4 separate regions of the Homo sapiens genome follow, and regions 1, 2 and 3 are each linked to region 4. A link is a contact called in ENCODE Hi-C or POLR2A ChIA-PET data. All regions are on one chromosome and are shown on one strand. Each heading gives the region's core, a stretch centred on a gene start or an enhancer-like site at or near the end of the contact. The rest is flanking DNA. Distances are from core to core; before and after follow the strand shown.

Region 1 (4,822 bases), core at 781-3,280, 1.3 Mb after region 4:
CCAGCACAAGTAACTTCCCAGGAAAAAGACACAATTCCACTGTCCTGCCAGGGAACTGAGACCCGAGACGGGGTACACAGGGTCATAAGGAGAGACAAAGACCCCTGATTTCTGAGCTAACAGCAGCCGTCAGGGGTGTGGATAGCTGAGGAGATGGCTGAGGATGATTCAAACACTCCCGCCATTGGGAGATCGAGTACAAACCCAAGAAAGGCTAGGACAGAGGCATCTCCACAGCTCCCAAATCTAAGGAAAGGCCTGTGTCCAGCCTCACTGATTATATCGGGAAGGAGGTAGAAATTGCAGGGAGTACAGTAGCTCCCCAAGTTCCCCTCATGGCAAGGGGATGCTGCCCATCCACCTCTGTGCCCCCAGTGCACAGCACAGGGCCTGGCACACAGAAAGAGATTAATAAATGTGCATGGAAGAAAGGAGGGAGGGGCTCCATGGTGGCGAGGTTCCCTTTAATGAAGGGAAGGAGGAGAGGGAGGAAAGGGAAAAAGAGCAAGTGCAGGGGATGGAATGCTGGAAGGGAGGAAGAAAGAAGAGAAAGAAGAGAGAGTGGAAAGAAAGTGTAAGTACGCCCTGAAGAAAGGGCCAGGGCACTCATCCCTTCCCGGCTTTCCCCCACTCCCCTCAAGCCCACCCCATGGCAGCATCCCAACGTTCCCTCTCTGTAGGGAGGGAAGCCCTGGTGGGTCCTCAGGGAGCTCCTGCGCGCCTGCTGTTCAGCCAAAGCCTAGCGCGGGACCTCCTTCAGGTAGCCGCACATTCTGCTCAGGGCTCTGGGACCCGCTGCCCTCTCCGCCTCTCCACTGAACTCCGCCTCTCCTTCTGTCACACGGCTCCGCCAGCCACTCTATCCTGCCGCCGCGACCACATCTCCAGCCTCGATTGTGCAGGCTCGAGCCCGTAGAAAGAGGGCTAGCAGCCACCTGCGCTTGGTCCACAAGAAGACGCGCTCCCAGGGCGCAGAGCTGGTGACCCCGCTCCCCATGCCAGGGACGAATAAACGAGAAAAGGGGCTGACCCGGTGTCACCCAGCGGCCGAGCAGCCGCCCCTTGGAAGCTCAGCACCAAAGGCAGGCGGCCAGGGTCCTGGCCCCTCTCTGGACCCCAGTATCCCCAGCTGTAAAATAGGGAATGCAGGAGGAGGACGACGTCTGTGGATCGTTTTAGGTCAGCTGCGGAGTCGGCCTGCGGGCTGGGAGCAGACCTCGCTCCCCACGCGAGGGCGCTGGCACTTCAGCCCAGCCTCCCTGGGGAGGTGCCCTGGACGAGACCCGCGAGGGTGCGGACACCTCATCCTCCCTGGAGCAGGTCTCCCGAGGCTTGAAGGGCCAGGGCACCCAACAGGTGCTGAGCGCGCCCCACCAGGTCACCCGGGAGCAGGGAACACCAAGGAACCCAGAGTCGGGCCTCTTTCGAGCCCTCGCTTCCTCTCGCCTGGCTTCTTCGGCGCGAAGGATGAATTGGGGTTGTTGAAAATTGATCAAACAACCCGATCTCTGTCAGCGCCTGGACACTTGCTGGGCCCCAGCTCGCAGCCTGGGAAGATAAGTGGCACTTCCTGTCTCGTAATCGGATTTGCGCGCACGAACCCTCGGAGACGCACAGGTGGGAAATGGGGAGGCTGGCGGGGAGGCCTCCTGGAGGAGGTGGCTCCGAGGGTAGACATGAGGAGCGCCCTGGGATGGGGCTGAGGGTGGATACAGAGGTGGGAGCTTGCGAAGGTCGTGAGCTAAGCATGGAAGGATGGAATGTGTTCGGGTCTCGAGATTCCCGGGTGATGAGCCCGGAGGGGCGAAGGCCTATAAATGTCTCACGACGGAAGACCAAGGTGTGGGATTGGCAAAGAGAGAGCAGAGCTTCCTCACTGGCAGGGGCTCCCCAGCCCCGCCCCATACCTGCGCGGCGGCCCCGCCTCCACCCATCCATTGGCTAGATCCGCCGCCCGTCAGACGAGCCCCCGGGGCCCGCCCCCAGCCCTGAGCTGCGCCTCTTAGCTCTGGGGCCACAGCGCCAGCGCCACTCTGCCAGGCTCCCGGCCATCGCCCGCCTGGTGCGCCGCCCGCCAGCTCTTTGCCCGCGCGGGGCCGCCCGCCGCGGGCTCAGGGCAGACCATGCGCCCGCCAAGTCCGCTGCCCGCCCGCTGGCTATGCGTGCTGGCAGGCGCCCTCGCCTGGGCCCTTGGGCCGGCGGTGAGTGTTCGCCCGGCCGCCCAGAGTCCCGGCAGCCTGGGGGTTGCGGAGGGCGGGGGAGGTGGGGGATGGCGGGAGCCGGGCCGTCTGTGCGCGTGTCTGTGTAAGAGGAATAGGGGACATCAAGCATCTCGACTCGCCTCCTCCCACCGCTCCAGACCGAACCTAGACGCGAGGGCTGGGATATTGGTCGTGCCCAGTCCCTCCCAGCGCAGCCCGGAGCAGGCACAGCATCAGTGGAGGGGCAGCGGGGAAGAGTGGGCCCCAGACTTGCCTTCCTTGTCGTGGTTGTGGGTGCGCAGCGGGGTGGGGCGGCCAGTGGGTGCAGAGTCAGGTACTGCGGCCGATTGAGATGGAAGGTTTGGTACACCGTAGGTGAGAGGGAGGATGTGAGGGGCCGTTCTTGTGTGCTGTGACCGTCTGGAGGTGCCTGTGGGCTGTCAGCATCAGAACCAGTGCTGGGGGCCCCAGGACTTGAGAAGGGGTTCTTGGGATCAGGTGAGTGACAGGCACATCCCTCCGTGTGCCCTCCCACTGAGCAAAGCAAAAAGGTACCAGACCCCAAGGTGGAAGCTGGTGGGCAGTGAGGGGCTAAGGGTGGTGGTTAACAGGAGGGGCCAGGCCTGTACATGGAGAGAGCTGAGCAGGGAGCCAATGCCAACAAGCAGTGGCCTCCCTCTTCCTCCCACTTCTGCTTCCTCTCAACGTGGGTATGTGTATGCCCTTGATACATGTGTACTCGTGTGCCCCATGTGTGGGTGTGATATGTGTTCCTGTGGATGGCTTACCTGGGCTGGGAGGCAGATGCTGATTGAGGCAGGAGATGCATGGATCATCTCACTCTAGAACAGGGGAGACCTCAGCACTCATTGAGTCTACTGAAGCCCATTTTACAGATGGGCAAAGCGAGGTCCAGAGACACAAGAGCCACATCTGTCTCCCACCAGTTAGACCTAGACAAAGGTTGATTTTCTCCCTACCCCAGACTTTGAGTAATCTAGAGTTGCTGCTTAGGCAGGGCCTTAAATGCCCACTCCAAGTTGGCTGGGGGAGGGTGAGGAATCTTGATTATCTAGTTCATTCTCTCCCATGGTCACTTCCCTTACCATCACCTCCACCAGAGCAGGTATCTCTGTGTTTCCATCTAGCGGATGTCTTGAGCACCCTGGGAATGGGAAGCTCATTGCCTGTCCTAGGAGCGGACCTCTGACAATTGGCAGGAGCCTCACCTCCACCCATGACAGCCATGAGACCCACCTCCTGAGCACTCAAAATCTTACCAAGCTCTGTCCCAGAGGCCACAGCTCTGGCACAACTTGCATGAAGCCTTCAGGCCTCTCCAACCACCATCTGGCCCTCCCAACCCCAGGTTCAAGCCACTCAAACTCTTCTTGGATGAACCGGGGATCTTGGGACCACTGTTGTCACCCCATTCCTCCATCCCGAGAAGCTTCTGAGCCCAGGGGCAGAGTGGATTCAGAGAGGTCTCCTTTCACACCAGGCCACTTCTACTTCACACTTCCTGAGACAGCCCAAATCTGTCTCCTCCCTCCAATGCCTACCCTCCCCCTGTCTTTCCACATCTTATTCGTTTAGTGCCCAACTCTATCTCCTCCTCCAGACAGCCTTCCCTGATTGCTCCAGCCAACTCAACCCTTCCCCCTCTAACCCCACCCTTCAGCCCTACCCACCTCCCAGGCTGGGCTATTCTGGCCATCCTATAAGGTCAGGGGCTGGGGTCTCTTACATCCCCATGTTTCTTACAGCCCAGTGCAGGGGCTGGGTCCACAGAGAGAGGAGAAGGGACTCAACCAGGACTGGGTGAGGGCAGGCTGGAGTGAGGGGTCCCTATTTCCCTCCCTGATTCTCCCTCCTCCCCACCAGCTACCAATCGCTCCCTCATGGAATGGGGCAAACCTGCTCTAGCCGGACTCGGTGTGACGGCGGGGTGGGGGGGCGGGGTGACAGGAGTTATCAGAGTCATAAAATGGCAGCTGCAAAGTTCAAGTTGAAGGCCCAAGGCCTTATCACTCCTGTTTATGGTGCCCTGACTTCAGCCTGGGAAGGAGAAATCTCTGAAAAGGGAGGCAAAAAAAAAAAAAAAAAAAAAAAAGGAAAGAAAACCTCCAGTGTCTCAGAGGAGGAAGTCTGCCCCAAGGCCACCTGTCAAGCCTTCCACTGCCCCTGCCCCCCGGACAGCAGGCACAGGGACTCCTCATCCAGAAGCAGAGCTGCTCAGGGCAATGCCCAGTACGAGGCTGGGGGAGGAGGGTCACAGGCCTCCTCGTGGGAAATTCTCTATCTGGTGTGGGAGACCAGACCCAGTGACTTAGGAGAAAGAGTCCAGGTGGATGTGGGGTACAGCCTCCTAGAACTGGGGCAGGGGTTGCTGAGAGGAACAGTCAGGGGAGGCTCCTGGAAGAAGCAGGACTGTGCCCTAAAGAGTTTGACCAGATGGGCCAATCTTTCACCCTAAACCATAAAACAGCCTCTGTTGACAGGACCAATGGGCCTGCCCCCAGAAGGAGGAGTCCCAGGGACTGGGAGAGGCTCGACTTCTCCCCAACTCTGAGGTTGATCAGTGGCCACAAGCTCCTGAAGGCCTTGCCTTGCCACCGGCA
Region 2 (4,963 bases), core at 1,126-3,625, 1.6 Mb after region 4:
ACATCTGGCTGACTCTAATTCTCCAACAGGTCAATGGAGCAAAAGGTTTTTTTTTTTTTCTCCTTTCAGGAGGGAGGGGGTTAGTTGTCTCTTTCCTGTATATAAATCAAGAACAGAAGAAAACCTATTTCTCCGTTCTTCATCTATGATACAGACTCTGAAGCTTGTATGGATAGGGCATTTGACCTGGGTTTCAGAAAGTAGCCCCTGCGGTAAGCATCAGGGTGTGGGGAACAAAATGGTCATTATTTGCTTGAAACGACAGATGATAATCTGTCTGTGATTCCAGAATACCTTATGTGTACATTTCAGAATAAAATTAGTAAGGATTAATATTTAAAAATCCAACACATATCAGTTATTTGTTATTCTGTAGTCAAAATATTATAATTCCCATATAGTACATATCTAAAATACTCTCTGAATACAAAATTTTGATAACTGTCTAATTACCACGTAGAAGTTTCCAAAGTATTCATGGTTTATAGCCACCTGAATTGAAAACTGGTTAAGTATCAGGAACAATAAGTTCTAATCATATAATTTGAGAGTAACAAATCAGATGAATAATCCAAGCCAATAGCCTTATTTTACAGGTGGGGAAAGGGTTGTGAGAGGGTTATACGAATTGCTCAGTACAAGGAATACATGTCTGGTGGGGTAGGATTAGAATCCAGCTCTTCTGATAGAGAGTCCTGGGTTCTTTTGATTGACGATATATTGCCAAAGCATCAATCTTACGCTGCTGATGTAAATTAGATTAAATTGGCAGATAAGAATTCTGATTAGAAAATTTAAGAATCCATTACTCAACAGAAGCCCACGTTGTTCTCTTTGAATGATATATATAAAAAAATCATGCCTAAGGTAAACGGAATCTTCTTCAGTGACTTAACTCATCTAACAATTTCAATTGTGATTTGAAAAGACTTTTTTCACTACACCACTGCCAGACTTTCCTTCATTATCGTTTTCTCATCCACCCACAGTAGTTGTCCCAGATTTCTGTCAGAAAGTTGAATAGACGCTAAAAAAGGCACCAGTAACCAGATATTTAAAGTCAGTTTGGAGAGCACAAATTAATTCTGTACGCTTAGTAAGACACGACTGAAGACCTTTCCACAGGGAACCTAAAGAGGCATTAAGGGAAGATGAGCCGTCCAGCATCAGGAGACGTAACAGGTTGAATGAAGGATCTTTCTTCACAGTCATTTTGTCACGGGAATTACTATCTAAAGCAACGCTGGCTTCAAACTGATTTTGCATCAGTCGCCCATCAGCTTGTTTAAAATGGCTGCCAAGGCCCCAGCATGGAGATCCGGATTCAGGTGGTCTGGGGCAGAGCTCAAGGAATCTTTAAGAAGCCCCTTCAAGTGACTCTGGTGCACAAAGAGAACTCCTAGTATACAGGACTCCAAATATGTGTGTCATGCTGGAGCTTCATGACCAGGTTGTCACCGCTTCAACCTGTTAGAACTTTCCATCCAAACCTGTCTTACTCCAAAGTGCCTTTGTACTTCCGGAAGCAGGGATCCCTGTCGTGGGGATTACTCCGAAGAGGGAAATAGCTGCTTCCCACTCCGGGAATTTAAGACAAAGGCGAATATCACTGCTGCATCATGTCGGCTGCTCCTAATTCTGCCCTTACGCTGTGCTTTGTAATCTCTAACCCGCCGACTCGGCAGGAGAAAAATTTAATTCGGTCACAGAAGCACTACACAGGACCCTAGGCCTTATCACTTTCCCAGGGTGGAGGAAACACCAGGTCGGGGAGAAAAGCAAGACCAGGACTGGAAGGTCCTCTGCTAGTACGCCCTCCCCTCAACCTCCCGACCTTCCTCGCCGCCTCTCTTCCTGTGACCTTGTCGTGACTCCGTGACCGGAGCGCTCGCTCTCCTATCCCGCCTCGCCTGCCGCTTAGCCCGCTCTTCAGAATGTTCCAAGCTCCGGGGAAGCTCCCGCTCCTCGCTCCCCGCCGTCGGGCCCAGTCAACACCCTCCTGGCCCCCGTCTCTCATTACCACCCCATCAGCGAGTCTTCCCCGCTCGGCAACTCACTCCACAAGCTTCTGCTCCATCTCCTCGCTGGCTCCGTCTCCCCTCACCCGAAGGACCCTAGGCCTCGGCTCCCGACTCCTCTCATCCGCCCATGCTCGAGGCCGGGCCTGAGCCCCGGCAACTCCACCTCTCCTCCCTCATTCGAGACACGGACTCCCAGCCCCCACCCCCAAAGTCCTTTCGGCCTGGCCAAGCGCTGCCCCACTTCTTCCCGCCCCGCGGCCCGAGTCCCTGGCTCGCAGTCCCCCGGCTTGTTTCGCTTACCTAGAGCGAGAAAACCTCTCACACCCCAACCGGCTTCCGATCCCTGCAGGCGCACCCAGTCCTCCCGGCTTCTCCCCACCCACAGCCGTCCCAGCCAATCAGAGGCCAGCGGCCGCAAAAGGACGCGTGCGTGTGCGCGGCGGGTGGGGCAGTGCAGAGCGGGTCCTGGATTGGCTGGGCCGGTGAGTGCTGGCCCACTACCCCGGCTCTAGCGTACTGGCGGAGACAGACGTGAGAGCTCGGCGCCTGGGGTTCGCGCCCGGGCACTTGAGGGGCTTTGGCTCCTGGCCCAAGGACTCCTCAGATTTCTCCTGCCCTTTTCCCCTCGGGCAGCGGAGGCGAGCACCGCGAACGCCGTGTCCCGAGCGCCGCCGCCTGCGGACGCCTCACGGGCCGGGAAGGGATGCGGGTGAGGGGTTTCGGCTGCGGGTGAGGTTGTGTTCCCCGACCCACCCGGGTCCGACTGCTTGTTCTCGCCGTTCAGTAACGAGATGCAGACAGACTGGGAAAGAACGGAGTTTATTTCTGCAACAGGTTACAGGGAGAAGGTCGGAGTAACTCACCAGACCAACTCAAAATTATTAATACAAGTTTTTCTAGTGCTTAAATACATTCAGTGCATTTACAAGTCGAAAGCCAAAGTGTTTCACTCAAGCCAATCTTTAACGGTAATAGGGTCAGGTGTCTAGACAATTGCTTCAGAGCCTTGGAAATAATCTAAAGTGGGTCCTGGTACAAGGTGTGCAAGAACAACTCCATTATTTTAATTAAACTCTAGGGGTTGAAAAAGCTCAGGCGGGATCCTAATGGACTTGTCTTTACATTCTAGCCTTTCTCCTAAGGCACCAGTTTCTCCAATGTTTAACTTATACATGCATCAGAATGACAGTGAGGCGTTGGTGAGAGCTGCTCTGGTTGCTAATGGAGATCTGGCCTGCCACAGTGGGAGCAGAGCTTGCCCAGTGCGCCGGGACGACTGCGGGCTCCATCCATTCCGCTCCCAGGGCGGTTGTCGGCCAGGACCGTGAGCTGTCAGGTCCCCCGCGGGATCCTTCCTGGAGCTTACACTATAGTAGGAGGCAGCCAGTACTTGCAAGCACGGGGTCGCGGGAACTACGACCTCACCCAGGCCAGGCGACCTTTCTCTCAAGAAGGAGATGTCAGAGGCCCCTCGTGACAGCGAGCTTCCGGGGACAGGGCTCCTAATGTGTTTGTCAAGTAAATAATGAGTAATAATCCGGCCAATTGGTGGGTCAACGAAAAAAGTCAAACTCTAAGATATTTGAAGAGATTTATTCTGAACCAAATGTGAGTGACCGTGGCCCCTGACACAGCCCTCAGGAGGTCCTGAGAACATGTGCCCAAGGTGGTCCAGGCACACTTGGTTTTATACATTTTAGAGAGGCATGAGACATCAATCAAATACATTTAAGAAATACATTGGTTTGGTCCAGAAACGGGGGACAACTCAAAGGCGAGAGGGGAGGGGGCTTCCAGGCTATAGGTAAATTTAAACATTTTCTGGTTGATAATTGGTTGAGTTTGTCTGAAGACCTGGGATCAACAGAAAGGGAATGTTCAAGTTAAGATAAAAGATTGTGGAGACCAAGGTTCTTTTGAAGTCTTGTAGTGGCTGCCTTTAGAGACAATAGATGACAAATGTTTCCTATTCAGATGTTTGAAAGGTGCTAGACTTTTAATCTCTTTAGGATTGGGGGGCCTGGAAGAAAAAGATCTAGCTATGTTATAGGGATTCTTTACAGATGAGAATTTTTCCCCGCAAAGGACAGCTTTGTATGGCCATTTCAAGATATGGCAAAGAAATATGTTTTGGGGTAAAATATTTTTATTTTCTTCCTTGTCTTATAATGTTATGCCAGAGTCAAGTTGGAAAGTAAGTCACGATATATAGAGTTAAATAAAACCCATTTGATGATAACTTATTATTTGTGGGGCATGACTCCCCAGACCCCTTAGATAGGAATTTGGGCATGATAAAAAAAATCAGAGCTTAGTCCTCAGATGCAAAGCATCTACAACTGCACCATGGAGAAATCTGTGATTAAGTTAGAGTTTCTTGATATAACCACAAAACAAGGCAGACTACCAAGTGCTCGTCATACAGATAGGAACTAAATGTCATGGGCTCAGGATTTTGAAAATCGTTCATCTCATAATTAAGATACATGTAAGAAACATTTCATGCTATGGATGATTAAGAACTTCATACTTCGCTGGGCACGGTGGCTCACGCCTGTAATCCAAGCACTTTGGGAGGCTGAGGCAGGCGGATCACCAGGTCAGGAGATCGAGACCATACTGGCTAACACAGTGAAACCCCGTCTCTACTAAAAATACAAAAAATTAGCCGGGTGTGGTGGCGTGCACCTGTAGTCCCAGCTACTGGAGAGACTGAGGCAGGAGAATGGCGTGAACCCGGGAATCGGAGCTTGTAGTGAGCCAAGATCGCACCACTGCACTCCAGCCTGGGTGACAGAGAGAGATTCTGTCAAAAAAAAAAAAAAAAAAAAAAGAGAGAACTTCATACTTTGATTATATGGTAGCTTTCAGCTCCTTGAAGGCACATATTTTGTCTGGATGATCCTGGTATCTCCTTGAATGCTGCCTGTGTGCTCAATAGA
Region 3 (5,104 bases), core at 427-2,926, 1.4 Mb after region 4:
TTGCAAAATAGGAATTTAGACAAAACAGGCTTCATTTGGCACACAAATATTCAAACACAAAGTGTTCACCATAAAGTATATACAGAATACAGAAGACTCAAATACACAATACAGAAGACAAAACTGAGTTGTGCCACCCTTACTGAATTCACCTTCAGCCACAGGACTTGAGAACTGGTTACCAAATCTGTAGATTCTATTAAGGCTCCAAGTTGCTTGGGGATGGAGTGAAGAGGAGGGTAGAGGTCAGTTTCGTCATTTGTTAGGAACTAAGAGGGGTAGGGAACTAAACTTGATAGGACCTTTTACACTGATAATGTTATTAAATGCTTGTAACTATAAGGTAGACATAATCTATACCGGATAGGTGGGAAAACTGCAGCTGTAAGGCTCAAGAGGTAAAGCTAGATTCAACCCAGACTTCCTTACTTCAAATATTCTAAAGCCTAGGATCTTTCCACCACATCCTTCTTCTACAAATCCAACTTTGGGAATTACAGCTACTCCCTTTCTCTAAAATAATTTCTTCTCCTTAGAGCACTAATAAGCTAATCAGAGACCTGTTGGTAGAGGAAGGAGCCTGAGATTACACTTGTTACAACTGCTCTTTATCCACTGTATTACCTTGAAGTCAGGTTGTCCTCTCTATGATCATGTTACTTTTTGAATTTAGTTGATTTCTAAGTTATTCTAAGAATAAAAAACACTGACTCCAAGATGGCTTCTGTTGCAAATGCAAACACTTAAATCAGAGCTATTAACATTGTCCAAAATGTACTTTCCAGAGGAAACACTATTTGTTTATTTAATTCTATCTGGCAACGTTAAACCATTTCCAGTTGCTTCCATTTTTCATTTTACTAAAATTATCTTTAGTGGGATCAACTCTTCTCTGCAAAATGTAATTAAATATTACCCTATATGTTGGTTCTGAGCTGTATTTTTTTCTGACCATGTCACAAATTTCACCAATTACTTTTCACACTGGCAATAGTCTTCCGTGGCTTTTATTTCTACAAACCTAATTTTTCCCCGAGTGCTTTATCCTTCTGGCTCTGGAGGTACATGTGTAAATCTGTAATGAACACAAAACCTGTAATGGAACGTCCTACACCTAGTGCTCTGAAAAGTTGGTTCAGTGTATCCAATATTTAAAGTCTAATAACACGGGCATGCTAAGGGAAGTTTGCTATTCAGATTAAACAATGCTCTGACGTGAGCTTCGTGAATGGTTAAAGAAACAATCGTCCCCTTTCTCACTCCCCATCTCTTCCAACTGGGAGAAGCCCTTGGCGCCCATCTGTCAGCCCAGGGTTCCTGCAGGCGCGTGCCTTGGGTGGCCCCGGGGTCCGGGAACAGGCTGACGGGAGAAAGGGGACAGAGGACTCCAAGAAGCCCAGTGAAGCCCCGTGGGGAGCCCCATGGTCAAGGCCGGGACTGAGGGCCGGGTGGGCCCTGGGCCGCCTCCACCTCTGGGCCCGCCCTGCGCCACACCCTAACCCGCCTGCTCTTGGCTAACGGGCCGCGGCACCCGCCTCCGCCCGCCAGCCCTCACCTCGCCCGGACGGCGGCCTTCGGAAGTCGGCGCCTGCCAGCTACCCGCCGCCTCCTCAGCAATCTTAGCCGACCGGGAGGGCTCGGCCCAGGTCACCGGCAGCCCAGGCGCAGGTAGGCCGTGGTGCGCGTGCGCGAGTCTTGAGCCACCCCACCTCCCCCCTACCCCGCATTCGCTGCTGCTAAGCGACACCCGCACCCAAACCGACCAATCCCGGCGCGCCTCCACAGCCCCCGTCCCGGCGAAGGCGCGAACGTAGTGGTTCTTAAAGGGCTGCGACCCAAACGGAGAGGGAGTGTGACGGGGGCGCGCGCCTCCCAACTTTCTTCCCACCTCCCGGCTCTCACCGCGGCGGTTTGAGATCCAAGCCTGTAATTCTCACGTCCGGAGGTGAGAAGGAGCCTTCGTGATCTAAGCTCGATTCCTGCCGGGGTAGCAACCGGACTGACGTCTGGAGGCGGGGAGGCTCCGCGTGACAGAGTGATAACGCCCGGGGCGTATGTTCTGCGGTCCGCGCGGCTGGGCGGGAGGCCCGAGATAGGCAAACCAAAGAGCACAACCTACTGCCAGCCTGGATGGGGCGCCAAAGTCCGACCCAGGGGGACACACCCCAAGCTGGGGACCGAGGCACCCACAGATGGATGACTGGCTGGAAGGAGATTAGGTAGGTAGCAGAGTCCGTCCATTTATTCATTTAGCAAGTATTGAGCACCTGCTATGTGCCAGGGGTTGTGGACAAAGCGAGGAATTCCTGACACGAAAAACTATGTTAAGAGAGGAGGCAGGGTGAGAGCACCCTTCAAACAATCAAACACCTGTATAAATACAAACTGCTCTTCAGGGAGGAGCAGGGGTTTTGGGAGAATTTACAGAAGCTTCTAGGCTGGTGTTGGGAATCACAGGAGGCTAACTAGGCAAAGGGGAGAGGAAGTGTGTTTCAGATGGAGAGATTAGCATGTATATAAGAACTCTGTGGAAGGCAGCAGAGCTCCTTTGAGGGATGAAAAGAAACCCAGAAAGGGGGAAATGGAAAGTTAGTGCTTAATAGGTACAGAATTTCAGCTGGAGAAGATGAAACAGTTCTGGAAATGGATAGTAGTGATGATCACACAACAATGTGAATGTACCAAATGCCACAGATCTGCACACTTAAAAATGGTTATGTACATTTTACCACAAAAAGAAAAGAAACTCAGAGTTTAGAGAATAAAGGAGTGGAGTGAGATCCACTAGAGCGAATAGAAGGGGCAGGACCATGTAGGATTTTATGGACCATAGTGGAAAGTTTAGGACCATAGAACACTGGTCAAAATTGCATTTTATAAAACTCACTTTGGCTGCTAAAGTGCAGATCAAAATGGAGAAGTCTCAACAGAGCTATGGTGGGACTGGCCTGGGAGCCAGTGCAGTCATCTGGGCAAGAGAGAATGGAGCTGGAGTGTGGACTAGGGTGAGAGTGAAGAAAAAGAGATCTAAGAAGGCTGCAGAGAAATGTAGGAGCAAAATCAATAGGACTTGGTGATGAGTTGGATGTGAAGGGGCGATGAAGCAGCTTCAAGGATGATGCCACTGTTCAGCCTTGGATAAATGGATGGATGGTGCAGGGATTCACAGATATGGAGAACACTGGAAGAGGAGATAAGATTGATCTTGAGCTCCATCTTAGACAAGTTGAATTTGAGGCACCTTTGAGACTTGGTTAGGATTTTGCGATGATTAGTTTTAGATGTCAACCTGACTAGGTTAAGGGATACTCAGGTAGCTGGGGGAACATTACTTCTGGGTATGTCTATGAGGGTGTTCCCAGAAGATATTGGCATTTAAGTCAATGGACTGAGTAAGGAAGATCTGTCCTCATCTAATATGCGCAGGCACCACATAATAGAACAAAAAGGCAGAGGAAAGGCAAATTCTCTACTCTGGAGTTGGGACACCCCTCTTCTGCCCTTGGCATCAGAATTCCCCGTTCCCCTAATCTCCTAACTCTAGGAGATTAGGTAGTAGAGTCCGTCCATTTATTCATTTAGCAAGTATTGAGCCTTTGGACTCCAAGACTTGTACCAGTGGTTCCCCAGGTTCTCCCGGCTTGGGCCTTGGACTGGGAGATACACCATTCAGCTTCCCTGGTTCTGAGGCCAAGTCTAAGACAGGGTAGTCTTGAACTGAAGCAGTCTACCAGCCTCCCTGGTTCTCCAGCTTGTAGATGGTCTATTGTGGGACTTCTCAGCCTCCATAACTATGTGAGCCAGTTCCCCTAATAAATCCCCTCCCATATATCTATAGATATAGATCTATATTGTAGATATATAGATATCACATTGGTTCTCTCTCTCTGGAGAACCTTGACTAATACAGATGTCAACACAGCAGGTGCATATACAGGTTGCAGGTCAATGTAGAGGTCTGGGCTGAACACAGACTTTTTTTGAGGCTGAGTCTCACTCTGTGGCCTAGGTTGGAGTTTAGTGGCACAATCTCGGCCCACTGCAACCTGCGCCTCCCAGGCTCAAGTGATTCTTCTGCCTCAGCCTCCCAAGTAGCTGGGATTACAAGCATCTGCCAACACGCCCAGCTAATTTTTGTATTTTTAGTAGAGATGGGGGTTTCACCATATTGGCCAGTTTGGTCTCGAAATCCTGGCCTCAAGTGATCTGCCCGCCTTGGCCTCCCTAAGTGCTGGGATTACAGGCGTGAGCCACCACGCCTAGCCGGGACATAGACTTTTGAAAGTCAGCATCATATGGGCGGAAATCGAAGTGGGGCTTACATAGCCAGAGAAAAATTACAAAATGAAAACTGAAGAGAATTGTGATACAGTCTAAGATAGCCTCCAGGGTTCACCACCTCCTGGGATTTATACCCTTGTGTAGTCCCCTCCCACAATGAGTCTCTGATAATGAGGGTAGGTCATAACAGGCACAAAGAAGGAGAAAAACCAGGAGATTCAGGGTTGGTAAAGGCAATTGAAAACCCTGTAGCATAAGTGCTCTTCAAATATGGGGAATTGGGGCCAGGTGTGGTGGCTCACACCTATAATCCCAGCACTTTGGGAGGCCAAGGTGGGTGGATCACGAGGTCAGGGACCAGCCTGTCCAACATGGCAAAACCCCGTCTCTATTGAAAAATTACAAAAATTAGCCGGGCGTGATGGTGGACATCTGTGATCCCAGCTACTTGGGAGGCTGAGGCAGGAGAATCACTTGAACCTGGGAGGAGGAGGCTGCAGTAAGCCGAGATCGCACCATTGCACTCCAGCCTGACCTACAAGAGCGAAACTCCATCTCAAAAAACAAACAAAACAAAACAAAACAAACAAACAAATATGGGGAATTGGGCTCTCAAAACTTGTGGTGCGAGTGCTTTAGAACAGGACCTTACACTCTCTGACTGGTGCAACTGGTGTGGTTCAGGCACCATGGTAGATTGGACAACAGGGGTGAGATGTAGTACCTAAAGTCCTAGCTCTCATCTCCAATCATTGTTCACTTTGGCTCCAGGTTCACAGTCAACTCCAGAGTCTTTCTCTTCCAGTCCTCTTCAGTCCTCCAC
Region 4 (5,014 bases), core at 1,508-4,007:
AACGAACCTTCTTTACAATACTGGCATATTTCTGTGATTCATATTTCTGTCTGAAGTGTGAAATAATCTTGGCTTTTTTTTTTTTTTTTCCTCTCTTAAAGGTAATCAAAAGCCTCTGTTTTAGCGAAGGGATGCCTTACATTCAGGTTCAGTCTACCACTGCTTTATATGCCAGTGGCCTGATAGCGTGAAAAGAAATATCTTCTCTTTTAAACTAGCTGGAGACACTTTTGTTTCTAAGAACACAGCCTAAAAATTAGAACCACTTGTCTGTCGCCATTTTATAAAATTAATTTATGTCAAACCCGGGGTGACTGGCTCTAGAAGGAAAAGACATAAAACAGATAACCAACTGTTTTTATGAAATGTATTGTCCAAGGTCAATTCAAAAAAATTATTTAACAAAATTACTTATTTTACCAAACTCATGTATCTTGATAATGTATTTTTCTTTGATTTAATGATAGTGTTTGTCTTCATTTCACAGAAGTTATTCATCTCTTATTTTTGGTGAGACAACTAGAACAATTTCTGCTTTATGAAACATGCAAATAAAAATTAGGAGCAATGTTAAATTTAACTAACTTGGTTTAATGCTAGTCAACCAGTAATTCTTCAGTACACTTAATATGATGGGAAAAACAGCATGCTGCATTGTTGCAAATTTTACATTTTCTTTAATAAAATGTATTTGTTTACGGTGTCAGTAGGGATTAAAAATCATAATTCTAAATTTAAAGTATTTAAATTATAGAAAAATGATTCCATTATTTTGGTAATGGAACAGAGAAATACAAATATAGAAACGTTTTTATCCTTTAGATCTTCTAATGGTGCAGATATTTCTTAACCAATTTCAAGAGTGCCTTATTCAAAAACAAAAAACCTGCACATAGAAAAAGCAAACATGTTTTTTTAAAAAAAGCCCTGTAAAAGTGGTTAATCTGTCGTCTGATTTTCAATGTATGACTTTAATCAATTGCATATTCCTTAATTCTGCAAATGACAATTAAAATTAGGAATCAGTACCTGAAAACGCCATTTATACTTTTGAGTTTATATTAGAAACACGGTTTTGATGAAATACCTTTTTCGGTTCAATCTTTTTGAATTGTGACCACAACCAATAGCTACACTTAGATTCTACAGAATTAGTAGGAAAGATACAAATGAGAAGGTCTTTCTAGACAATGGATCTCACTGAACATCATCTTAGTGTGTAGACTTTTTCCACTGCAGTGGCCCACATGTGCTATGGTGACAGACGGCAGTTGGCATTACCACTTATATAGTAAAATATCTTTAAGACAAAAATAAAAGTTATTTAAAGAATACGCTGGCCCTGAAACATGAGCTGTGCCTTAAACTACATATCCTACCTCCATGAGTGAATGAATAAGTGGGTTTTCCGCCTGCATCTATGTGTTAAGACCTATTGTTTGCTTGTATTAATTGTAGTCCTGGGATAAAAGCACAGAGGTAACTTTCACTGCTGCTTTTTGTACTCTCTCCAATGTTTTGGAGGAAAAATAAGCACAAACAATAGCCTAGAGAAACTGAATCGATCATACTTGTTGCAGCTTCGACAAACGTCAATTTTGCTGCATTAGAATGGGAAACATTTTTCAGTCTATTGAAATGAATTACAAACGTTTTTAAATAGAAAATTAGTTAAAAAATTGGAGGCTGCTTAATCGATAGCTTTCTCTATAAACATACTTGGATTTCACAAATAAGTAATACCGTAAAAATCTTCTTCTCCAAAGAAAAATCCCCACAAATAAATCTATTGATACCTAGTGACAAGTGGAACCAGATAAAAATGGAATCTATAAGAATTAACCTAATTGACAGCGCTCTGGAGCTAATCCATTTCCATTAGTTATTTGTTCACAGTAGGTACTCCTAAGGACTTGTTGAATTGCGGGCTTGGCGCCCGTTCTACGGAGAGTTCACAGCCTTCGTGAGTGGGGACAGAAGGCGGCTCGGCCCGGTGATTCAGGTCGAAATTCAAGCTGAACAGCCTGCTGAGAGGTGGGATCCACCATCCGGACAGTGGGGGGCTTTGGGGGTGCTGTGAGACTGGGCTGCGACCCAGGTCCAGCAGGGAGTGTGCGGCACAGACCACAAGGTCGGCGAGGCCCCCTAACCCGCGCCCGGCCGGGAACCCGCAGACCAGCGACGGGGCAGCTGCGGGGCCAGGAGCGCCCCAAGACGGGCGGGCGCTGAACCCGAGCCCCTGCCGCCGCCCTGGCCCCGAACTTCCGCCCTCCCAGGACCTGTCCCGGCCGCCCCGAGCGGTACTCGAAGGCCGGGGCCGAGATGCCACCTTCCGCAGGCCGCGGGAAAGGCGCGCCGAGTCCTGCAGCTGCTCTCCCGGTTCGGGAAACGCGCGGGGCGGGGGCGTCGGGCTTGGGACAGGGGAGGATACCAGGGCCACCTTCCCCAACCCAGGCCGCGGGGGCCCGGCCTCCCCGATGCAGACCACAGCGCCCTCACGGGCTGCCCTCAGGCCGCGCAGCGGGCAGCCGCCAGCCGTCACCCCGGGGAGCGTCCGTGGGGTGCCCAGGCACCCCACCCCGGCCCGGGGCGCTCAGACGGCAGCAGACTGCTGGGCGGCGCGGGGACTACTTTCCACCGCCCCCTCGCGCCCCGCCCCTTGTCCTCGCGCGGCGGAACGCTCCGCGCTGCGCCGGTGGCGGCAGGATACAGCGGCTTCTGCGCGACTTATAAGAGCTCCTTGTGCGGCGCCATTTTAAGCCTCTCGGTCTGTGGCAGCAGCGTTGGCCCGGCCCCGGGAGCGGAGAGCGAGGGGAGGCGGAGACGGAGGAAGGTCTGAGGAGCAGCTTCAGTCCCCGCCGAGCCGCCACCGCAGGTCGAGGACGGTCGGACTCCCGCGGCGGGAGGAGCCTGTTCCCCTGAGGTGCTTGGGCGCTCCTTTCCTTATCCTTCCGGGGCTGCTCCCGCTTCCTCTCGGAGCCAAACTTCGTAGCAGGCGCGCGGTCCGGGCGGCGGGCTGGGCGCAGCCGGGAGGCCTGGGGTTGGGAGCGGGGAGCTCAGGTGGGGGACGGTGAGGGTGGGCCGCGCCCGGGGCGCGGAGGGCGGCGGCCGGGCCCGGGTTCCGGTCGCGCTGCCTCTCTGGGGCCCTGGGGGCATCGCTTGCGGGGAGGGGGCGCCGCGGGGGCGCGTACAGGAGCCCGGATGGCAGGCGGGGTGGGGGTGGGGGTGGGGGTCTGTGGTTTCCGTCCGGGGCTCTGGCCTTGGCCGAGTTTGGGGGAGGGACCCGGTGCCTCGGGATGCGCCGGGCCCTGGGTGGGGGGCGGGGTGGGGACGGGGGGCTCCGCCTTCTCAGCTCTTGCGGCGAGTTGGGGTTCGGGCGCTGAGGCAGAGACGCCACCCTAAGTCCCATCAGTCCTGGGGATCGGACCAGTGGACTTTCTCTTAAGATTTCCTCTTTCATTCTTAAGAATAGAAGTGTTATTATTTTTTTTAATGCCCTGGCTATGTGAGTTTGAATCGAAGCAACTTTAAACCTTAGAGCAACTAAACTCTAAGTGCAGCGGGTGCGATGCGTCAGTAGGGTGAGCACATAAAAAATCCATGTCTTGCACCTGTATTTTAGCGTACTATGCAGGTGAGTGAAAGCAGTGGATAATGTACTGGGAGTCTTATGGATTTATGGTAGTGGGTATGAGACCCTGGTGAAATAAGGGGGTGGAGGAAGGCGAAGGTGATGGCTTACTGTTTCTTACCAAGTGAACTGCAGGATTCAGCCTCTGACTCAGACCGCTTCGAGAATTTTGTTCGTAGAAATAATTTAAATTTATTCAAATAGTTTGATGGCAGCTAAAATTGAATTATAGAGCACGTTTTCTTTTCAGCGGAGTGAATTTTTCCTTCGCTCCAAAGCTGGCCAAATGGAATTCAAGCATTGCAACTTCTTTCAGTGTTTTGTCTGGAGAGAGGACTTTGAACCGAGACTTTTCGAAGTTAAGTTCCTATAGCCTGCTTCTGAATCTGCCAAGCTTGAAAGCTTTGGCAGTTGGGTGTATGTAGTTGTTGCCTTCGTTCTCTTCCCTTTTGGAGGGAGCGTTGTCTCCTACTTTGTATCTTCCAGACATCTGTGGTCTTCCCCCCACCCCTCGAGTTTGTGAGTGGTGAATGAAGAAAGACTAGGCTGCTGGTATGCAGAGGTCGGCAAAAGGAAATCGAGGAGTGGTTTTAGTGAAATGAGAGCTTTGTATCATGAATAATGGTGGCTTAGGCTAGACATCAACTTGAAGAGACGGCAGCATTTCCTTTCATAAAGTCTAGGCTAATGTTTTTCAGATCGCTAAGTTGTAGTTTGTCTGGAATTTAGGAAGCCATTTCAGTATTTGTCACTTGGTGAACGAACATTCAATACCTTCAGATGTCTTCGTGTTGACTTGTATTCATCCTAAGAAATAGTAAATATAGTCTCAAGTGTTATTTATGTTATACTGCTGGTTTATTCTCTGCTTAAATTATTGACATAAATTTCTACTTTGGAGGCTTTTCGTTTGAACTAAGGCTGTGCGGAATTTATTTTACTTTTATATTTAAATCTTTGAAAAATCTCTGATTAAAAAAAAAGTACCCTTAAAGGTTTGAGGATGTCCTTTCACACCAGACAAAATTTGGTTAATTTGCGCCCAATATTCATTACTTTGACCTAACCTTTGTTCTGAAGGCCGTGTACAAGGACAAGGCCCTGAGATTATTGCAACAGTAACTTGAAAAACTTTCAGAAGTCTATTCTGTAGGATTAAAGGAATGCTGAGACTATTCAAGTTTGAAGTCCTGGGGGTGGGGAAAAATAAAAAACCTGTGCTAGAAAGCTTAGTATAGCATGTAACTTTAGAGTCCTGTGGAGTCCTGAGTCTCCCACAGACCAGAACAGTCATTTAAAAGTTTTCAGGAAAAACCAACTTAAAAAAAAATAAGGTGGCTAATTAAAAAAAAATGAAGCATTTAACAGTGTTCAGGTTTCAGA

What was found. A loop is a pair of places that touch in the nucleus more often than their neighbours do. ChIA-PET counts read pairs that join two places held with the same protein, here RNA polymerase II (POLR2A). Pooled maps may share reads with other maps.
Region 1: a loop to region 4 is called in a map of CD8-positive, alpha-beta T cell, with 6 times the contacts of the local background. The contact joins the promoter of VIPR1 here to the promoter of CTNNB1 in region 4. A Hi-C loop is called at or near these places in 1 of 168 maps with a recorded cell type or tissue (CD8-positive, alpha-beta T cell), 1 of 37 single-sample maps with no recorded cell type and 10 of 50 pooled maps. POLR2A ChIA-PET finds 5 or more read pairs at or near these places in 1 of 52 experiments (activated B cell).
Region 2: a loop to region 4 is called in a pooled map, with 8 times the contacts of the local background. The contact joins the promoter of HIGD1A here to the promoter of CTNNB1 in region 4. A Hi-C loop is called at or near these places in 1 of 37 single-sample maps with no recorded cell type and 7 of 50 pooled maps. POLR2A ChIA-PET finds 5 or more read pairs at or near these places in 2 of 52 experiments (K562 and OCI-LY7).
Region 3: a loop to region 4 is called in a pooled map, with 4 times the contacts of the local background. The contact joins the promoter of SEC22C here to the promoter of CTNNB1 in region 4. A Hi-C loop is called at or near these places in 1 of 37 single-sample maps with no recorded cell type and 6 of 50 pooled maps. POLR2A ChIA-PET finds 5 or more read pairs at or near these places in 2 of 52 experiments (HEK293 and HEK293T).

The regions. Positions count from the first base shown.
Region 1 is chr3:42,500,613-42,505,434 of GRCh38, forward strand. It overlaps VIPR1 (vasoactive intestinal peptide receptor 1), which reads left to right and starts at 2,031. Exons shown (of 13, transcript NM_004624.4): 1 at 2,031-2,201. The coding sequence starts at 2,124. RefSeq lists an enhancer at 529-1,102 and silencers at 1,630-1,729, 1,790-2,289.
Region 2 is chr3:42,802,115-42,807,077 of GRCh38, forward strand. HIGD1A (HIG1 hypoxia inducible domain family member 1A) reads right to left here and starts at 2,376. Exons shown (of 4, transcript NM_014056.4): 1 at 2,322-2,376. RefSeq lists a silencer at 2,332-2,551 and an enhancer at 3,413-4,210.
Region 3 is chr3:42,580,291-42,585,394 of GRCh38, forward strand. SEC22C (SEC22 homolog C, vesicle trafficking protein) reads right to left here and starts at 1,677. Exons shown (of 7, transcript NM_032970.4): 1 at 1,556-1,677. It also overlaps a transcript of SS18L2 not described here. RefSeq lists enhancers at 1,144-1,970, 1,963-2,092 and a silencer at 1,433-1,762.
Region 4 is chr3:41,196,748-41,201,761 of GRCh38, forward strand. CTNNB1 (catenin beta 1) reads left to right here and starts at 2,758. Exons shown (of 15, transcript NM_001904.4): 1 at 2,758-2,923. RefSeq lists silencers at 2,159-2,618, 3,049-3,168 and enhancers at 2,461-3,407, 2,749-2,808, 3,519-3,628.